Linked DNA regions of Homo sapiens: region 1 is linked to region 2. A link is an interaction called in ENCODE POLR2A ChIA-PET data of the cell type or tissue named here. Cell type or tissue: PC-9. All regions are shown on one strand. Each heading gives the region's core, and the rest is flanking DNA. Links, peaks and the distances in the headings are about the cores only.

Region 1 (10,217 bases), core at 876-8,875, 970 kb after region 2:
CAGTGAAGGGCACTATTCAAGGGTGCACCCATCAGGTGTGGGCGAGAGGTGTGTTCCCCAAGGAAGCTGCCTCATGCTAAGCACTCTCATGGGGACAGCATCTTCACACTATGCAGGGAGCTGCTGACAGGGCCCTAGACACCAGAGACCCTGCTAAGGATACTGATCCAAGGGAAAAGGCGTCAGTCAGGTTCATTGGCAGAAACATAAGCCATATGGAAGAAAAATGGGCTTGAAAGAAAAATGTAGAGCCAGTTCACTTCTGAAATGGAGAGCAAGGACTATCCAGCATGGGGAAAAAAGCAAGGGAATACACTCAGTTCTGTCTTCTGTCCAGTGCAGTAGAGTGATAAAGAGAGAATGACAGGAAAGGGAAGAGGAGGCAAGAGCTACCTGCAGGGACATGGGGATGGCTTGAGGGAGGCCACCCAGAATGCTTCTGGCCTGGCCCCTGCTCCCCTCTCTGTTGCGTCTTCCTTCCCCATACAATCCCCCTTTGCCCTTGCCTCAATGTTCATCTTTGTCCCCACTGTGGTCAGGCCTCTCTGCCTCTGGTTTAGCCCACCCCAGTTCCACTATGCCCCTGTGTGACAAAGGTCCATATGAACTAGCTGGACTTTGGGCACTATATACAGACGTAGGGGAAAGATGGAATTCAGTGCACAAGTCCTCTGGCTCAGGTCCATGATCACAAAGAAGATCATGTTTTAGCATCTCAGAGTTGCAAGGGATTTCAGCCTTCATCTAGTTGAAGCCTTCATCTTACAGATGAGAAGGCTGGAGCTCAAGGGCTCAGGGACTGCCCCAGATCCTCAGGTCCTGCTGGCACACTCTTCCTCACCACTGCAGAGCATTGGGATCTGTCTAGGGGCAGCTGTAACAGTGGGTATCATCTGCCCTTGCTTCTCAGCATGTCCTTGAACTGCTCTCTCTCTTTGTGGGGAAAGATGGCAGAGAGTCCTGGGTTCAAATCTGATCTCTGACAGTTACTTGCTGAGTGACCTTGAGCAAGACACTTGCCCTCTCGGAGCCCAAACCTCCTCACTCTAAAAAAGAGAACTTACCTTTACAATAGTGTGGTAAAGACCAGATGAAATAATGTTCATGGATAAGGCAGATGACATGGAGGGAAGAAGTGGAAGAAGATCCCTCTCAAAAAAGTTATCATGATGATTTTATTTATCTATTCACTGAATGACTGTTGACTAAACTCTAAACTGCTATGTGCTAGGCTCAGCAGTACATTAGACCTACAGAAATATCATTGTGAATTTACATTCCATTGGAGCAGACAGTTAACAAGTAAATCAGTAGATGCATATATAATCTGACACTCAGAGGTGAAAAGCGTTATGGAAAATGGGACAGAGAGAGGGAGAGAGATTGTAGGAAAGTGCCTGGTAAATTACCGGGCCCCATGTAATTGATTCCTCTTGTTGTATGTTGCCTGGCACTTAGTAGGTGCTCAAAAAATGCTAATTTCTTTCTCTTCTTGCCTATATTTCTTATTTCCATCTTCCCTACGTAACTCAATGCCCATTGCTACTCCCAGGCTTCCCACATCCCCTCTGAGGGCCTCACGGTTCTACCCGGCAATCCACCCTTCTATGCTGCATGCCTTCTCACGCTGTCTCTTGAAGATCCTGGGCCTGGCACTGAGCACTCAGGGACAGTAGGCCCTCTGCCATAGTAAGAAGTGTAGTAATGGCAGGAGGGACGGCAAGGAAGCAAATGCACACCGGGCAGTGCTGAGACATTCCTTTCGGTGTGAGGGCAGGTGCTTCCTTCCTGGGGCCTTGCCCATTCCCTGCCCTCTGGGGAGAGACACAGCTTTCAGTTAAGAAAATGGAAAGATTTTCTGAAAACACCACACCAGCGATCAAGGATCAATCCTCTCTTCCAAAGTTATTTGCAATAATGAAATATAACATCATTAATTTGTTTTACCCACCAGAGAGTATAAAAAAATTTCCCAAATATAAAGAAACCTCTGTGTGTGTGTGTGTGTGTGTGTGTGTATTTTAAAGACAAGGAAAGAAAATTTAAGCTGTACATCATTATTTTTTTTTTTTGAGACAGAGTTTCACTCTTGTTGCCCAGTCTGGAGTGCAATGGTGCGATCTCGGCTCACTGCAACCTCCATCTCCCAGGTTCAAGAGATTCTCCTGCCTCAGCCTCCCGAGTAGCTGGGATTACAGGCGTACACCACCACACCCAGCTAATTTTTGTATTTTTAGTACAGACAGTGTTTCACCATATTGGTCAGGCTAGTCTCAAACTCCTGGCCTCAGGTGATCTGTCCACCTTGGCCTCCCAAAGTGCTGGGATTACAGACGTGAGCCGCCACGCCTGGCTCATCGTATTTGTATATATATGTGCTCTGTCCCATTTTACTCTCTTGCTTAAGTATGGATAGCTCTCGGTGTGAGTTGCTTGTCTAGTCTGTTAAGAGTTCAGGTTAAAGCCAGGTGCAGTGGCTCACACCTATAATCCCCGCACTTTGGGAGGACGAGGTGGAAGGATCTTTGAGCCCAGGAGTTTGAGACCAGCCTGGGCTACATAGTGAGGCCCCATCTCTACAAAAAATAATAAAAAATTTAGCCAGGCATGGTGGCACGTGCCTGTAGTCCCCGTTGCTCAGGAGGAGGTGGGAGGATCGTTTGAGCCTGGGAGGTCAAGGCTACAGTGAGCCATGATAGTGCCACTGCACTCCAGCCTGGGTGACAGAGTGAACCACTGTCCCAAAAACAAACAAACAATAGTTCAAGTTAAGGAATGTCCTTGATTAGCTCCTGCTTGGGGTTTCAGAGGAATAGCTTACTTTGTCTGAGAAGAGCCTAAAGCAGCCTTCCTTCTATGGCAAAGCCTCCCTTTTACCTTTTTCTTCTTTTGGGGGCCCCCTCTAAGCTCTCTCTGAGGCAGGCCCTTAAAACTCATCTCTCAGCAAGGCTGGGTGCTGGCACTGGAGACTACATAGAGGTGATAAGACAGAGACTCCTAACTCAGTAAGCTCACAGGGAGACCTCCCACCTTGGAAAGACAAGGCCTTCTTTCAGGTTCAGCTCACACTTTCACTGCCAGTGTGACCTAGGCCTCAGTTTACCCATTTGTTAAATGAGGAGGCTGGCCTACATTAGCCTTCCTCCGGGTGTCAGTCATGTACAGTAGTCCCATATGATGCTCCAGGGACCATACTTTGGCCAGTAGGTTCGCAAGTCACTGACGCCTGTGGGAGCATCCTGGGAAGCCCACAGGCTGCATTGCACCCAGGTCAAAGCTGGGGCTGCTCACTCTAGCTGGAACACAGAGCCCTTTACTGCTGAGTGCCTGCAGGCAGCCTTCTGGGAAAAGCCAGCTGTGGATTTCTAAAGGACTTTCCCAGGCAAAGATGCCTGGGATAAGAGAAAAACAGGATGGTGAAAGCACCATCCCAGGGATGTGAGGGATGGAGCAGCCTCTCTGACCCGAGACCTGTGGTTGCATCCCTGCCTACACTGAGCTGCTCCAGCTGCATCAGGCCTGACTTTGCAGGCTGGTGGTTAAGTGGGTAGACGGGTCTGGACGCACAGCCACTTCTGGTCATCCACAGCGATGAGCAAGCGGGAGTTTCACTGCGGCTGCCTCTGACACCGTGCTTCATCCCAACCTTTCTCACAGCCTCCCTCAGTGTTTCCAAGATTCCCTGGGGTGAGTGAGACTCATGGTGAAGCTCAGACTCTACCATGGAGGGCAGGCCTGCCTCACCTGGGGGCCTCCCTGAAGGGGTCACAAGGAGGTCTGAGGGCAAATACATCTCCTTGGCTGGCTCCTAGAAATGAAAGAGGGGCAGGATGATCAGAGGAGTAGAATTTGACTTCCTGGTCCCTCCCTGTCCTCCCTCAAGAAAGAGGTGACAAATGAAGCATTCTTGGGGAAGGAGAGAAAGTCCACAGTGACTGAGGTCTGAGGGCAGGGCTGAGACAGTGGTGGTGGAGATGGCGACCTCAGCCCTCCACACGTGCAGTGTCAGGGCCTCGGAGCCCAGCTGGCAGGCCACAGGAGACAGCGGGAGGTCTGGCTGGAGTGGAGACTGAGTCATCTGGGACTGCAGGGTCCAACGGAGTCACGCCTGTGAGTGATGAGCACCTTGACTGAGGCCAACGTCACAGACGTGTCTGGGAAGTGAGTCAGGGACCCGCAGAGTAGGAGTCTCAACATTCCTGGGAACAGCTTCCTCTGACTGTCCTGCCGTGATATGTTTTCTCCCCTAAGTGGCCTCAAAGGGTTGCTGGCTTTGCCATTGACATTTCTACAGCAAAATGAGCTAGTGAGCACTGGAGTTCAAAGGACATGGTGCAACTTTCAAACCAAATTCTCGTGGGATTTCAGAGGCTGATTACCCTCCCCTCCCTCCCTCCCTCCCTCCTTTCTAGCATGTCGATATTCATCTGTCAAATATTTATCGAGCAGCCACTCCGTGCCAGGTACTGTGGACTGGAGTCATGGTGATGGATAAGACACATGCCTGTGCCTTCCTTCCAGTCCCTGTCTTCACACACCCTGTAGTCTGGGGCAGGGGGACACTAAACAATCACACAAATAATTGCCTGCAATTTGCTGTGAATGATGAATGCATAGTTCAGGGGGCTCTGAATGTATCTAACGGGGGTCCTGGCAGGATCTGGAGGGCCAGGGAGGACTTCCCTGAGGAAAGTCCCCGTAAGAAGGGCTGGGCACAGTGGTTCACACCTGTAATCCCAGCACTTCGGGAGGCTGAGGTGGGTGGATCACCTGAGGTCAAGAGTTCAAGACCAGCCTGACTAACATGGTGAAATCCCATTTCTACTAAAAATACAAAAAATTAGCCAGGCATGGTGGTGCATGCCTGTAATCCCAGCTACTCAGCAGGCTGAGGCAGGAGAATCGCTTGAACCTGGGAAATGGAAGTTGCAGTGAGCCAAAATCGCAGCATTAGACTCCAGCCTGGGCAACAAGAGTGAAAATTCATCTCAAAATAAATAAATAAATAAAGTCCATGTAAGAGGAGATTGAGAGGGTAGAAAGTTCACCAGGGAGGAGTATTTCAAGTAGAAGAAACAGAAGAAGCTGAGAGCTTTGGGACATTGACAGACAGCGTGGTTGGTGTGGTCCAGGAGAGGTGAGTAAAGCAAGAGGCAGGATTCAGATCAGGCAGGGCCTGGGAAGCCACTGTGAGGATTCAGAGCTTTCCCCTGAGAACAATTCTTAGGAAAGGGAGGGTGGAGAACTGGGTCCCCCGAGCCCCAGCAGGGAAGTTATGAGTTTCTGCTTGTGGAGCATTTGGGCTCTGATCCCCCAACTATCAGCCACAGCCCACACGGTGAAAGCTGGTGAGGCAGGGGAGGCTCAGGACCAGGAAGTCCCACGGTGGACCTGGATGGGAAGACACCAGAAGCCAGCGGTGGTGACAGTGGGCAGGTGCTTCAGTTTCCCTTACTGTACAGTGGGTAGAATCAGCCTTGGATCAGTGTGTTGAGAGTTTGTGAGGATGGACAAAGTAGCAGCTGGAGGAAAGCCTTGTGCTCTTTTAATGGCTAGCATGGCTCAGAAGGAGACTGCTGACTGCCTCCCTCCAAGCCAGCAAACCCTGGGATTACAGAAACACAGCAGCCCCTCCAGCATGAGGTGGCAACTTACCGAAGGAAACAGAAATATCCCAAGGAATTCAGCAAATAGCCTGCAGATAATTTTATGCAGTAGAAGGAGCTTGGGCTTTGGAGCCAGAAAGACTTGAATTTGTTCCCTGGATCTGTCACTAGCTGTGTGACCTCGGAAAAATCACTCTCTGAGCCTCATTTCCTCATCAATAACAAGAGGACAATTGCAACAATCTGTGCTTATTCAGTTGTTTTAAGGGTTAGAGATGGCATTTGTAAAATGTTCAGCACAGCGTGAGGCAATAATAGCTCCTCAATATTTGGTAGAAGTAGGTAAACATTCAAACCATTAGAGAGGTGGGTTTTCACCTGTGCTCAGAACAAGGCGAAAGCTGTCTGCCACCATTGCCCTTTAATAGTCCTTTATCCATTAACCTTCACTGCTAGGAAGTCCTGCCTCATGTCTAATCTGCATGCGTCTCTTCACATGGCAGCTGGAACCTACCTGGTCTTGATCTGCCCTAACAAGTGGAGCCTGACAACACCTGTGCATCACCAAAGAAAGGTGCCAAGCCCTGGTCACCCAGAGGGCCTCTCCCACTAGGTTCTACAGAGAAGCTCACAGAAGACATGGGATGTTGGTCCTACTGAAAAAGCAGGCAAGCTGGGGGAATACAATCATGTCAGGAATGCAGGCACAGACATCATCTTCTCTCATCACTGTCCACGGTCCGCACACCAAGACCTATCACTTTAGACACAAACCTTCCCAGGACCAGGACAAGAGAGATGAACTCTAAGGTAAGCAAGGGTCCAGGATGAGACTATGGGGTTTCTGGGTCTGTGAACACGCACACATACATACACGAATGTGGACACACATAAGAGCACATAACTATGTAAAATACACAGAGAAAGATGTTTAAGGGGACCCCACACCCAGAGATCCCCAGTCACTTGAGGAGATGGTGAGGTTGTTTAACTTTTTTATACCTCAGGTCTCTTGTCTGTAAGACAGGAATGATAATAACACAGGAACGTCGTAACGATTACATGTTAGGTACTTGGACAGTACCTAGCCCAGTGTGGGCTCCCGTTTTTGCTACTATGATTATTATTACAGCTGGACACTCTCTCAGGACACAGAAATCTAGAGATACAGATGCAAACACAAATACACCCAGACCCAGCACAATCAAATTCACAGGCATACACATACCCTGAATCTGACCACAGATACAGGTGCTCATCAAAGAGAAGCTGCGTCCAGCACCCTGCTGGTGGACAGTGTGGCAGAGCTCACATAGTTTGGTCTTGGTCCAATTAGGCTTGGTTCATTTCAGCCAGACCGCAGCAAAGAAAGTGAAATTGCTCTGCAAATTCAAATGAGCAGATTTTTGAGATGCCACATGGAGAGATGCCACGGAGAGAGGTAGAGGACCGAACCTAAGTTCAAAGCCTGTTTTTTAAGGGGTCAGATAGTCACTTTTAGGCTGCTTAATGGCCGGACCTGCGATGTAGCCAGGCCCCACACCACCTAATACACCTTCAGTGAAAAGTGTACTGCCCTGAGTGCCTGCCATGCAAGAGTCTAGAGATGGTCAAAGAGAGGAGACTGTGTTCCACATATGAGCTAATGCACCATCAGTCATGCTCAGAGTCAAGAGGCAAGAGATGCAGAATTCAGTGGGATCAGGAAAGTGGAGCAAGCACCGGAAAGCAAAGGGCCTTGAAGTACTCCAGGATTGTCATGAGATGGGGATCAGAGCTATAAAAATGTCTGGAGGATGCAGAACTATCCTCTGACATCCAACTTTATAACCCAACTTCTGGGTTATAAAAAGAGCAGAAACACGAGCACATATGTTCAGCCCTCTCTAAAGCATTATACCCACTTGTTAAGGGAGGCTGGAGGGCGAGTCAAGGATGGTGTGGATTTGGCCAGAGAGGGCTTTGTGGAAAGTGGATGTGGGTTAGAAAAAAATGCAGTGTTTGCATCTGGTCAACCTGAAAGTGATGAGGGTTATACCTTGGGGGAGGCCCTCTAGGAGATTTCTCTGAAATTCATCAAGAGATTTTCTGTGATCCCACACCAATTCTATTTAAGAGGAGGCTGTGAGTGACACTCAGAGAATGAGTAGTTATCATCTTTCCTTCCAGGATGAAGCTGCCGCATAACTCTGTGATTAACACACACTGACTCTGGACGTCAGGGGAGATTAAAGGAGGGATCAGATGCTTTTGAAGAGAAGGTGGCCATCTGGAAGGTGCAGGTGCAAGGTGGTGGAGGCTGAAAGGTGGCAGATGGCTTGGTTCTGTGAAGGCAAATTAGGGAACACAGAAGACGACAGATGGGCAGGTGTTGGGTCATTGTGAAAGGGATTTGCCCAAGTGAAACAAAGATTTTTTTTTCTATTTAAATTTGGGTCAAGCACAAGGATTTCATCACTATTTATTAACTGGCTTTCAAACTTTGCCTACGAACAAAGTGGAAATCTCTTTATTGCAGATTAATTTGGGAAACAACTCAAGCAATAAAAAGGAGAGGAGAGGCAAGGTTGACCTACCATACCTTATTTGCAATTCTAAAAGGTAAAACAGTTCTGAAAATTAAATTAAAAAAAAACGGATTTGACAGCATAACCTGACTTCAACTGACCTCTTTGTCATCTTTATTCCATGTAGTGTGAACATTTGATGCAGAAATGTTGATGCGTTTGACTATTGAGTACTGCCCAGACCCCACTAGGGTTTTACGTAATATGGGTAATATGCTCTATATTATCTTTCTAAAGTCCAAAAAGTTCAAGATTTTGAAACACACCTGGTCCCCAGGGTTTGTTCACAGATCCCACTTACCTCCAAGACAAGTGAGAATGTATGCTCAGCAGGCTGCCCGGTGCTGGCCTCAGCATGGGATGCTCAGGTGTGAGCAAGTGGAAAGGGCTTTGAAGAAAGGATACAGCTCTTTGTATGGGTACATTTGCCAGGGAGGGGAGCAGTGTGTAAATGCTCCACTAGACTGGGGGATGTGAAATTGACAAAGAGGGAGAGAAGCCCTTAGGAAAGGCATCCTCCTGAGTGAAATGGTAATTCACTTTGAGATGGTGCTAATAATTAAAACATTTTTTATGGCATTTTAAGAAACATCTATTAGGCCCACATGTGAAGCTACTCACAACTCCTTGTAACATACATTTCAGAAATGTTGCTGTCCCTTGATCTGCCTTTCTTATCTTCATCAGGTGGGTCCCCCATCCCTAGCCCTGCTTATGGCCTCCTCAGGAGGGCCAGCGAGGACGATGGCTGAGGTGGGAGGGCAGGGAGCCAGGAGGATCACTATAAATAGAGTCCACCTTCTCCATTCTTCTCACTGAGCCACTTCTGAGCTTTCCAAAACAACTGCAGCAGCAGCAGCTGCCGCTTCAGCAGCCACAGAAGTGTTGGTGTCACCAGGACACAGCCTCAGGTAAGAGAAGGGGCATGGCTGCAGAGGGGCAAAGTCTGAGGGGCTGTGTTGGTGCTGAGCTTCAGGGCAGCCTTATGAGAAATACCTACAGAGGTCTCATAATAAAAGAGAAAATGTAACAATTTCTTGGAAATTTTTTTTTAAAAAACAGAGCTTCATTCTAAAAGGAAATGTCTCACATGGATCTTATGCAGAGAAGCCTGAGCGACTTGCACTTTCAACAATGGTTTTGTCATAGATGTAAAGGTAATTTTTTTGATGATTTTTTTGTTAATAGAAGAGCTTAATAGAAGACCTTAAATGAGGTTCTGGACCAGTGATGCTGAGAGGGCCACCATTTCTACACACTCTCTATGACAGAGGATGCAGGAGCAGAACATGCTAGGGTCTCCTCCTACACAGGGCTCATGGAGAGATGCTGATGAGGACAGACTTCTAGGTAGGAGAGGATAAGGTTCTGGGTGGGGAACCTGGAGCCCTCAGGGAACCGGGACAAATGGGAGGAGTCTCCATAGCCACCTTCTGTCTGATTGCATCAAAGGAAGACTGCTACCGAGTGATGGATGAGCTGGGGTAGGAAGTAGAGCTCTTCATCACTGGAGGTGTTTAAGCAGAGGCTGGTAACTCCTTGACAGATACACTGAAGAAAGGTTTCATGAATCAGCTGGGGGATTAAAATATTACATTGGTGCAAAGTTATTTTCATCAGGAAAGACAGGAGGGAGTGTTTCCAAATCTCAGGGTGGAGGTCGGCAACAAATTACTACTGTCTTTGCAGCCACTGATATGCCCCTCCCCAAATTTCAGACAGGAAGTCAGTGCAGCTGGTGGTCAAGCATCACATCCCTTAGGCTACTGGGAAGGAGGAGTTGAAGACCTCTGGGCTGATGCTCTCACCTGGGGTACTTGGAGCAACAAGTAATACTTGGATAACTGTAATGAACTAGAGAAATACTCATTGAGAGCTTCTTAAGAATATTTTAGCCCAGAAAGACAAGGTGAGCTCACGTTTGACAAAAGGCAAGCTTTCCAGGGGTTGGCTGTTTTTCCCCATGCAAGCAGGACCCCACACCCACTGCATCCCCCTTGCCTGGCTGCTTCTGGTTTGTAGGTAATGGAATGCAAAAGATGTG
Region 2 (10,217 bases), core at 690-8,689:
AGTAACCATTTAGAGATGCCAAAGTTATCTTTTAAGTCTCTTTCATCCTTGTCTGGCTTTATGCATAAATGCCCTGTGCTGTTGTTGCTTACTTTGTTTTTGTTTTTGTTTTTGTTTTATTTTACTTTAAGTTTTAGGGTACATGTGCACAATGTGCAGGTTAGTTACATATGTATACATGTGGTTTTTTGTTTGTTTGTTTGTTTGTTTGTTTGTTTGTTTTATTTTGATTTCTGCTTTGGGCCTGGGCTTGTGGAGACCAACCTAAGAAATGCATCCTTGGTGCTAGGCATGGTGGTTCAAGCCTGTAATCCCAGCACTTTGAGAGGCCAAGGCAGGGGATCACTTGAGCCCAGGAGTTCAAGACCAGCCTGGGCAACATGGTGAAACCCTGTCTCCACTAAAAATACAAAAATTAGCTGGGCATGGTGGTGTGTGCCGTGCCTGTGCCTGTAGTCTCAGCTACTCAGGAGACTGAGGTGGGAGGACTGTTTGAGCCCAAGAGATGGAGGCTGCAATGAGCTGAGATCATGTCACTGCACTCCAGCCTGGGTGACAGAGTGAGACCCTGTCAAAAAAAAGAAGGAAGGAAGGAAGGAGAGAGAGAGAGGAAGACAGACGGAAAGAAAGAGAGAAAGAGAGAGAGAAAGAGAAAGAAGGAAAGAAGGAAAGGAAGGAAGGAAGGAAGGAAGGAAGGAAGGAAGGAGGGAGGGAGGGGGAGGGAAGGAGGGAGGAAGAAAGAAAGAGAGAGAAGGAAAGGAAGGAAGGAAGGAAGGGAGGGAGAGAGGGAGAAATGCATCCTTGGGAAAAGAGAAATTACACTTACGCTGGGAAGAAGGTCAGGGACTTTCCCAGTCTCTGTGAAGCCTGTGTCTGGCAGTTGTGGAATGAGAAAAGAATTGCCCACAGAGCTGGTTTTCTGCTGGCTAGAATTCTATGCCATTTATTTCCCCCCGTAACTCATCTAAGATGTATATTGTTGTTTTCAGGATGTGAAGCTGCTGCACAAACAGTTGGCAGGGTGTGAGCTGGAACAAATGGATGCTCCCATTGGCACTGGTCTGGACGACATCCTTGAGACGATCAGAATTCAGTGGGAGAGAGATGTTGAAAAGAACCGGGTGGAGGCAGGAGCCCTGCTCCAAGCTAAGGTGAGAGGCAGGACCAGCATCCTCCACTCTGCCCTATGCAGAAGGAGGCCACGCTGAGCTGCAAACTAGTCAATGTGCAGACGAAGAAATAACAACGGTTTAGTAACAAGTTCAACCTCATTAGAAACAGAAGAAATGAAAATTAAAATAATAGCTTTTTGTTTACCTATCTAAAAGTAGAAAATGTTTAAAATGGTAAAAATGCTGGCAAGTATGTGGAGAAGTAGGTTCTCTACTGTATTACTGAAGAGCATAAACTAGTGCACTGCCTTTGAATAAGAAATTTAGTAATATGCACCAAGAGTGTTAAAATGCCCCTAGCTACCAACTGAATAATCTGAATACAATCCTGAAAGAATAATTGAGGCCGGGCGTGGTAGCTCACGCCTGTAATCCCAGCACTTTGGGAGGCCAAGGCGGGCGGATCATGAGGTCAGGAGATCGATACCATCCTGGCTAACAGGGTGAAACACTGTCTCTACTAAAAATACAAAAAATTAGCCGGACGCATTGGCAGGTGCCTGTAGTCCCCGCTACTCGGGAGGCTGAGGCAGGAGAATGGTGTGAACCTGGGAGGCGGAGCTTGTAGTGAGCCAAGATTGGGCCACTGCACTCCAGCCTGGGCAACAGAGCAAGACTCTGTCTCAAAAAAAAAAAAAAAAAAAGAATATTTGAAAAAATAAATCATCTGTGTCCAAATATACTCACTGAAGCATTATAAGAGTGAAAAAAACATACACATTTACTAGTAGAAGAAAATCTAAGCCACAACCTACCTATGTGCAGTAAAATATCAGGCAGTTATTAGAATTAATGTTTATGAAGCATTTATAAAATAGGAATGTGTTCATAATATGAGGTAAAATGAGGAGAAAATGAGAGTACAGAATGGTATATGCCAGAAGCCAAAAAATATTCTCTGTAAAGGACCAAACAGTAAATATTTCAGGCTTCTTGGGCCAGATGGCCTCTGTTGTAACTCCTCAGCGCTGCCACTGCAGTGTAAAAGCAGCTGTAGCCAATAGGTAGCTAATGAGCATAGCTGTGTTCCAATAAAACTTTATTTACAAAAATAAGCGGTGAGATGGATTTGGCCTGTGGACTGCAGTTTGCCACTTCCTGGTATATACAGTAGGGTAAAGCATTCAAACAAAGAAACTAGGCATTGAGAAAAAATTTTAGAAAGAAAAGACTAAAATGGGATTAGCAGTCGTTGCCTTTGAGTGATGGATCAGTCTGACACTTTGAGATGTTTTTTCTTTTTTGTTTTTGAGTATTTCTCAAGTTTTTGTTAAATAGTATACATTATATTCATGGAAGAAAAACAACTTTTATTAAACCTCATAAATAATACAGGAATTAACCAGAAAATAGGATGCATAGGGTTTGTTCTTCCCTTCTCCATCTCCCACCCATTTCTGACTTTGTAATCTTGAGACAGAGGATGAAAAGTGACAAGGAAGGAAAATGTGGAAAAGTAGAGAAAATAAGGTAGATGTCTGAGTTAAGGCAAAAGGCTGTTTCTGAGCTCTTGATTACTATTTAGTGGTTCTTGATCCTGGCTACGCAGCAGAATTATTTCAGAGCATTTTCAAAAATCGCCATCCCAGACCAACCAAATCAGACAGAGGAGAGGGACTTTGTGATTTTTAAAGCTCTCTGGATGATTCTAATATGCAGCCAGATTTGAGAACCATAAGAATTATAAAAAGCTATGAAAAGAAAAATAGGAGAGGCTTTTCTGTCCTTTCTCCCACCATACTCCCTCTATCCCCCAAGTATCAACAAGAACCTTCCCAGCAGGGTCTTCATCAATTCTGGATTCCCAAAATGTTCTCCAGCCTAGAAAACATCCTTTCACTCACCCATTTCTCCAACCCCTACCCCGTTTCAATAGCTTCCTTTCTTTCTAACCACCAATCATTGAGCCAGGTCACTACAAACACTTTTTTATGGCAAATAGAGCCTAGTTATTCAAAAAATGACTTCCCCTCGCCCCACCCAACCTGATGAGAAGTGGAGCAACACAGAGGTAAAGTGAAGCCATAGATTTGAGTTTGGTCCATTGCCTTTTTTAACAGACTCATGACAGATAACAGATAATTAATGGTCCTAGAGACCATCTGATCCCATTCCCTAATTTTAGGTGTGAGGAAACTGAGACCCAGAGAGTGCAGGTGACTTCCCACGATCACACAGCTGGTTGAGAGCTCCATAGTTCAACTCTCCTGTTCTTGGTCCAGAGACCTTTTCTCTGCATTGGGCTGCATCGTTTCTCCCCTGGCTCTGCTTCTAAAGCTAAACCTCAGAGGCCCAGCAGTTTGCAAACTTTGCTTCTGTCCCAGCCCTCCTGCGGTGTGCACCACACTGTGGTAACTGTTTCTTTGGGAAAGGACAGACTATTATAATTATCAGAAATAAATCCTTCATAGTATGAAAAAGAAAAAAAAAAGGTCATTATTATCTCCTCCTCACCCCTTGGAGAATCATCACTAGCCCAACAGTAACTCAAACATTAATTCTGAACAGATTCATTAGTGTTTTTTTAATAGAGTAATCTGAAAGCTACATCTCAGAGAAAACAGACAGTATTTGTTTTAGCTTGGCCAATGCTGCCTGGGCCTCTTGCAGAAAGGCAGAGCTCAGAAAATATTTGCAGAATGAGTGAATTCCTCTGATCATCAACAGAGATCTGAACTGACAGCCAGAATTCCTCCAATAAATAGTTTTGTCAGTTGCAGTTGTGCCCTCAGGGGCTGACATTTGCCCATCCTGAGCATCTCTTGTCGGTTTCTTGGCGGCATAGCATAAATGTGAAATGGCTTAGCACACACAGCTTTCAAAAGCTTTTGTAAAGAAAATGCAAGCATGCATTTAATTACCTTTCGGACCACAGAGGCTGAAAATTAATTAACATGATTAATTTATATCTTAGTTTAGGTTCCTTCAGAAGCAGATCCTGAAACAAATATTGGAGTTAAGGTAGTTTACCTGGAAGTTGGGGAGTTAAAAACCAACAAAATACCAGTAGAGGAGAAGCAAAGAAGGGAACCAACAAAGAATGCCTAATCAAACCAGTTACCACTGTGGGAGACTGACGTGTAAACCAAGAAGAATTGTGAGAAACGGTATAGACTACAGGAGAGGGGAAAGGCAAGGGAGCTGAGATGTTAATACCATCTCCCAACAGTTTTCTGCCATCTGCTATCAGAGTGGCCTTCCAAAGGCTTCAGAGAAACTCTCAGGCAAAAAGATGCAGAATCTGGCAGGGGGAACAGGAGAGCACTAAACTGCGAAAGCCTAAGGGATAAAGGTGGTACCATCAGCATCTGCTAGAACTTATCTGCCAATTCTGTTTATTTTTTCAGTCATTAAAAGCTTAATAAAATAGAGACATAAAAAAATTTATTAAGAGGTTCTGGCTAAGGTCAGTGCAGTATTCATATTCTTTCCAGCTATGGTGTTACGAATGTCAGGAACCTCATGGTCCAGTTTTTGAAGCTTCTGAAGTTGTATGATTCAGTGATGACAGGATCAGATTGGTCCAGAGAATTTCTGGAGGGTCTTAAAGTCTAGTTCTTCCTTGTCTATTTGTTGTGGTTACCTAATGCAGGGTACTCAGGGATGCTTCAGGAACCTCAGACAACATGCCACACCACACTCTAGACCTCCTAGTTAGTCAAGTAAAACAAAACAACTTTTTTTTTAAGTTGGGCACTGTGGCATGTGCCTGTAGTCCTAGCTATTCAGGAGGCTGAGGCAGGAGGATTGCTTGAGGCCAAGAGTTCAAAGGAGAAGTACACTATGATCATGCCTATGGATAGCCACTCTACTCCAGCCTGGGCAACATGGTGAGACCCCATCTCTTTTTTAAAAAATCCTTTTTGTCCCCTATGCTCTTACAAAATGCTTCTGACACCAAATATGTAGGTTTGTTCCACACCAAGCAGATCTCCAAACACCAACTGAGTGTCCTATAATTCAATTCAATCCTGACACTACCTGCCTGAAGTAGTATCAGATCCCACAGGTTAAGGGCTCAGTCCCATAAGACAGCCCTCACTTCAGATGACAAGTCTGGCCCTCCCATACTTCGGATGAACTGGCTATAAATTAGGGGTTCCCACAACCTCCTCTGCAGAGGGATAAGTAGATAGTTTGCTAGAACAGTGCCCAGAACTCAAGGAAACACTTTACATATTTTTGCCAGCTTATTATAAAGGATACAATTCAGGAGCAGCCAAATGGAGGAGATGCTTAAGGCAACGTATGTGAGAAGGGGCACAGAGTCCCCAACTCCAAATTTTTGACTCTATTATAATAACACTTGGCTTAAAATGCAAACACGTCATACAGCTATACAAAAATATTCTTTCTTTTATCCTTATTCTATAAGCTTGTTTTCTATTTTTAAGAGGGGGTTTTTTTAACCTTTTAAACTTTTTTTGTTAAAAACTAAGACACATACATACACATTAGCCTAGGCCTACACAGGGTCAGGATCGTCAATATCACTGTCTTCCACCTCCACATCTTGTCCCACTGAAAGGTCTTCAGGGGCAGTGACATGTGTGGAGCTTTCAGCTCCTGTAACAACAATGCCTTCTTCTGGAATTCCTCCTGAAGGACCTGCCTGAGGCTGTTTTACCGTTAACTATTTTTCTTTTTTAATAAGTAGGAGTATGCTAATGATAAAAAGTATAGATACAGTAAATACATAAACCAGTAACATTTACTATTGTTAGCAAGTGTTATGCACTGCACATAATTGTATGTGCTAGACTTTTATATGACTGGCAGTGCAATAGGTTTGTTTACACTGCATCATCACAGGGTCTCACAAAGCTGCAATCAAGGTACCCACCAGGGCCGCATTCTCATCTTCAGAGTTTGTTCGGGTTCTTGGCATCGTTCAATTCCTTGCAGATGTAGGCTTGAGGTCCTCAACTCCTAGAGGCCAGTCCTCCTCAGAGGCCATTTACAACATGGCTGTTTGCTCCTTCAGGGCCAACAGAAAAGCATTACCATTTTAAGCCTTTAATCTGATTAAGTCAGGCCCACTCAGATACTCCTCTTTTGATCAGCTCAGATTTAGCTGATTTGGAACCATAATTACATGTCAAAATCTCTTCATCCTTGTCATCTAACATAATTTAATCATTGGACATAACACCAGAGAGCAGAGATCATGGAGGCCATCTTAGAATTCTGCCTACCAGGCCCCTCAGTGTTGAGCAGAGAACTAAAACTCTGCCCCTCCCCAAACCCCCACCATCTCACCTCCTCTGCCAGGCAAACAGCTCTGCCCTCAGCCCACCTCCTGTAGGGGAGCACGGGTCCCGTCTTTCTTGTCCAATTTCTCAGCCGGGGCACTGAGACGTCTTTGTTCCCTCACCCTAAGCCTGGTCTGAAGTCTGCCTCCTGCAATGCAAGCTCTGTTTTGCCTTCTTAGCCTTCTTCCTGAGATGCTCCTTCCATTCAATTTCCATTTGCCCAAAGCTGACTCCACACTTTCATTCCCAGAGGCCTCATTTCTCCATCCCTTGCCTGCTGCAACTGGTTGATGTATACAATACCCAAAGGCTTAATCAATCACCAGCACAAGTTGGTGGTTGCCCGGATGTGAGAGAACTCAGTCTGTCTTAAGAGTCCCCAGGGTCAGGAACAAATGGATTGCTCCCATGCTATCTTCTCTAACAGCAGGTCTGCACTTGCCTCAGGTCAGTTTGAGGCATCTGCGGTCAGGAACTTTATCTGAGCTGTAACCATCATGCCTTCATGTCACATGTCAGGATGACAGATTGTGCAAACTATTAAGAATGAAGACAAGTGAATAGATTGAAATGAATTGTGAGGTTTCTGGTTGTTGATAGTCTTAAGGCCAAAAGAAACATTCAAGATCATCTAAAGCCGGGCCATCTAACTGAAATATCGCAATGATGGGCATATTCTATAATCCATGCAGCAATCCGGTATGGTAGCTACTGGCCTCAAGGGGTTATACAGGTGCAGTGGCTCATGCCTATAGTCCCAGCACTTTGGGAGGTCAAGGTGGGCAGATCGCTTGAGCCCAGGAGTTCAAGACCAGCCTAAACAACATGGCAAAACCCTGTCTCCACAAAAATACAAAAATTAGCCAGGTGTGGTGACATGTGCCTGCAGTCCCATGGAAACTACTTGGGAAGCTGACATGGGAGGATCACCTGAGCCTAGGAGGTCGAGGTTGCAGTGAGCTCTGATCGCACCACTGCACTCCAGCCTGGACAACAGAGTGAGACTCTGTCTCAAAAATAAATAAATAAATAAAGCTGAGGAACTAACTTTTAATTATGTTTAATTTTTATTTCAGCAGCTACAGATGACTAGTGACTGCTCTATTAGAGGACAGCATAGGTCTAGATTTACCCACGAGGAGAATAGAAACCTTGAATAGCATCTCTCCATGTCATCTACACTTACAAACAATAATTTTCCCTGTAAACACAGACATTTTATACAAGCTACTCTGTCTAGACTTTTTCTATTCTTGCTTTTACCAACAAGAGTCAATATTTTCTAAGATATATGAAGCTGAATTAAAACAGGCACTGCCACTCTGACTCTAGACTACAAGATGACCTCTTGTGCTATTGCCATGTTAACCACCTGGGAAAGTTCCTTTCCAGGGGAACAGCAAAAGCAGGACGCCTGACAGCATCTGTAATCTAGAGGCTCCTGTGTGCCAATGAGCTGGCTGGACTCCCTGAGGGCTCTTCAGTGAAATAAGCCATGGCTGTAGCCAGTGTGCTCAAGGCAAACACTGAACGGGGATCCCGAAGCATCTTCATATCTCTGAATCTCACAGAGAGCTTCACAAAAGGGCCCTGTTTGCTTTTATGTCTTTTTAAATTGACTTTTATTTTATTTCAACATGTATAATAGATAATACATTCACTTAGTTCAAAATTCAAAACATACAAAAGATATAAAGTGAAAAGTGCTATCCAACCCATGTCCTAGCTACCGTTTTTTTCTATGGGGGTCAATCAATGTTATCCTTTTCTTGTATGTCATTTCAGAAACATTTTACCCATATACAAAGAAATATATATATTTTTTTTCCTGTCTTTTTACACAAGTAGTATTCAGAACATACTGCTTTATGACTGTATGATATTATACCACAGGGGGCAGCAAACTCTGGCCCACAAGCCAAATCTGACCCATTGCCTGTTTTTACAAATAAAGTTTTATTGGAACATGACCATCACATTCATTTACATATCATCTATGGCTGCATTTGCACTACACAAGTGGAGTTCAATAGTTGCAACAGAGACCATATGGCCTGCTAAGCCTAAAACATTTACTATCTAGCTAGTCACAGAAAAAGTTGTCAACCTCTGTTCTAGCTAACAGATGCCCCAGAATTTGTTTAGCCTGTTCCCTACTGCTGGGCACTGAGGGTGGTTTCCAATCTTTTGCTATTAGAAGAAATTAGTCACTAACATGGTATACCTCTCATTTCCATATATAGAAATGTATCTGTTAAATGAACTTATAGACATGGAATTGTTGGCCCCAAAAGTGTGTGCACTGGTAATTTTGATAAATATTGCCAATTGCTCTCTACAAAGATTATAACAATTTACATTTCTATCAGAAATATTTGAGAGTGTCCATTTCCCCATATCTTCACCAATACTTTGTGATCTTTGCTAATACTATGGGTTAAAATGCATTTCTTACAAATTGCTTTTGTGTGTACTAGCAGATCATATCTTTTGCCCATTTGGGTTACTGTAGTTGTATGCTATAGTAGCATATACCAGTTGGTGCGGCTGCAAAGAGAATAGGGAAAATCAAGAATCAGAGCAGATTTTAAAAGGAAAAACCAAAAGACTGTCTCATTGAGGTAGGTACTGCCTACTCTTTGCCTCTTCTTTTCTCTAGTTAAGACAACACACAGGCTGGGTGTGGTGGCTCACTCCTGTAATCCCAGCACTTTGGGAAGCCAAGGCAGGCAGATCACTTGAGGTCAGGAGTTCAAGACCAGCCTGGCCAACATGGTGAAACCACGTCTCTACTAAAAATACAAAAAATTAGCCGGGTGTGGTGGCACACACATGTAATCCCAGCTACTGGGGAAGCTGAGGCATGAGAATCACTTGAACCCAGGAGGTGGAGGATTGCAGTGAGCCAAGAACACTCCACTGCACTCCAGCCTGGGCGACAGAGTGAGACTTTGTCTCAAAAAAACAAACAACAAACAAAAAAACACAGACATTGTAGAGCGCTCTCTCAGGCCCTTATCTTCTTATGTTGTGTGTTTAAACTCACAACTGGTTGACTACCAATATCTGGGTAACTACATAGGGGATCACCCAACATTGCAACCTCTTTCTTACATCTTCTACCAAGGAATCTCCACTCACTTATTCATTCAAAATCTGTTTGTCAAGGACAAACCAGGTGCAAGGCCCTGACTTGATGCTATGGTTCCTGAAGTCCCTGACTTCAAAGAACGCTCGTCCCAGACTACCTGACTGTGCTGATCTCAAAGCATACCTTAGATATTTTTTAACAGATTTTTCCCATAAAAAGTGTAAGGACTGGCCAGGCACAGTGGCTTATGCCTGTAATCCTGGTGCTTTGGAATGCGGAGGCAGGAGGATCCCTTGAGGCCAGGAGTTTGAGATCAGCCTGGGCAACATAGTAAGACCCCACCTCTACAAAAAAAAATGTTTTTAATTGGTCAGGTGTAGAAGCACGCAACTGTAGTCCTAGCTACTCAGGAGGCTGAGGCAGGAGAACTGCTCGAACTCAGGAGGTCGAGGCTGCAGTGAGCTATGATCTTATCGCTGCACTCCAGCCTGGGCAACAGGGTGAGACCCCGTCTCAAAATAAAATAATAGAAAAATCTATTTTTCTCTTTAGAATTAGACTCATTGCTGAGCCTCTTCAGCTGATTTTATCAAGAGGATGAGCTTACTTATTACAAGGGGGCAGCAAGGTCACAAAGCCATTTACTCCTCTGTGTTTTGTTTGGCAGCTCCAACGGAGGCTGGGAATTGGTCCTACACTCAA

The links. ChIA-PET counts read pairs that join two places held together with the same protein. Peaks named below come from ENCODE experiments on the same cell type or tissue, not always from the same donor. Only the 100,000 strongest peaks of a DNase experiment are listed, where the experiment ranks them.
Region 1: POLR2A ChIA-PET joins it to region 2 with 6 read pairs; 1 of 35 experiments calls an interaction of 5 or more read pairs at or near these places.

The regions. Positions count from the first base shown.
Region 1 is chr3:134,423,458-134,433,674 of GRCh38, forward strand. No RefSeq gene overlaps it. Among named protein-coding and RNA genes, the nearest start is that of MIR4788, 9.3 kb to the right of the region's middle. RefSeq lists enhancers at 3,450-4,649, 3,774-4,519. In PC-9, for the core only: no CTCF peak of the experiment used is centred there; a DNase peak (open chromatin) is centred at 4,134; H3K27ac peaks cover 1,741 bases.
Region 2 is chr3:133,449,314-133,459,530 of GRCh38, forward strand. It overlaps BFSP2 (beaded filament structural protein 2), which reads left to right. Exons shown (of 7, transcript NM_003571.4): 4 at 990-1,151. It overlaps BFSP2-AS1 (BFSP2 antisense RNA 1), which reads right to left. Exons shown (of 4, transcript NR_189064.1): 2 at 6,016-6,150. Among named protein-coding and RNA genes, the nearest start is that of BFSP2-AS1, 37 kb to the right of the region's middle. In PC-9, for the core only: CTCF peaks have their summits at 8,362 and 8,590; a DNase peak (open chromatin) is centred at 3,828.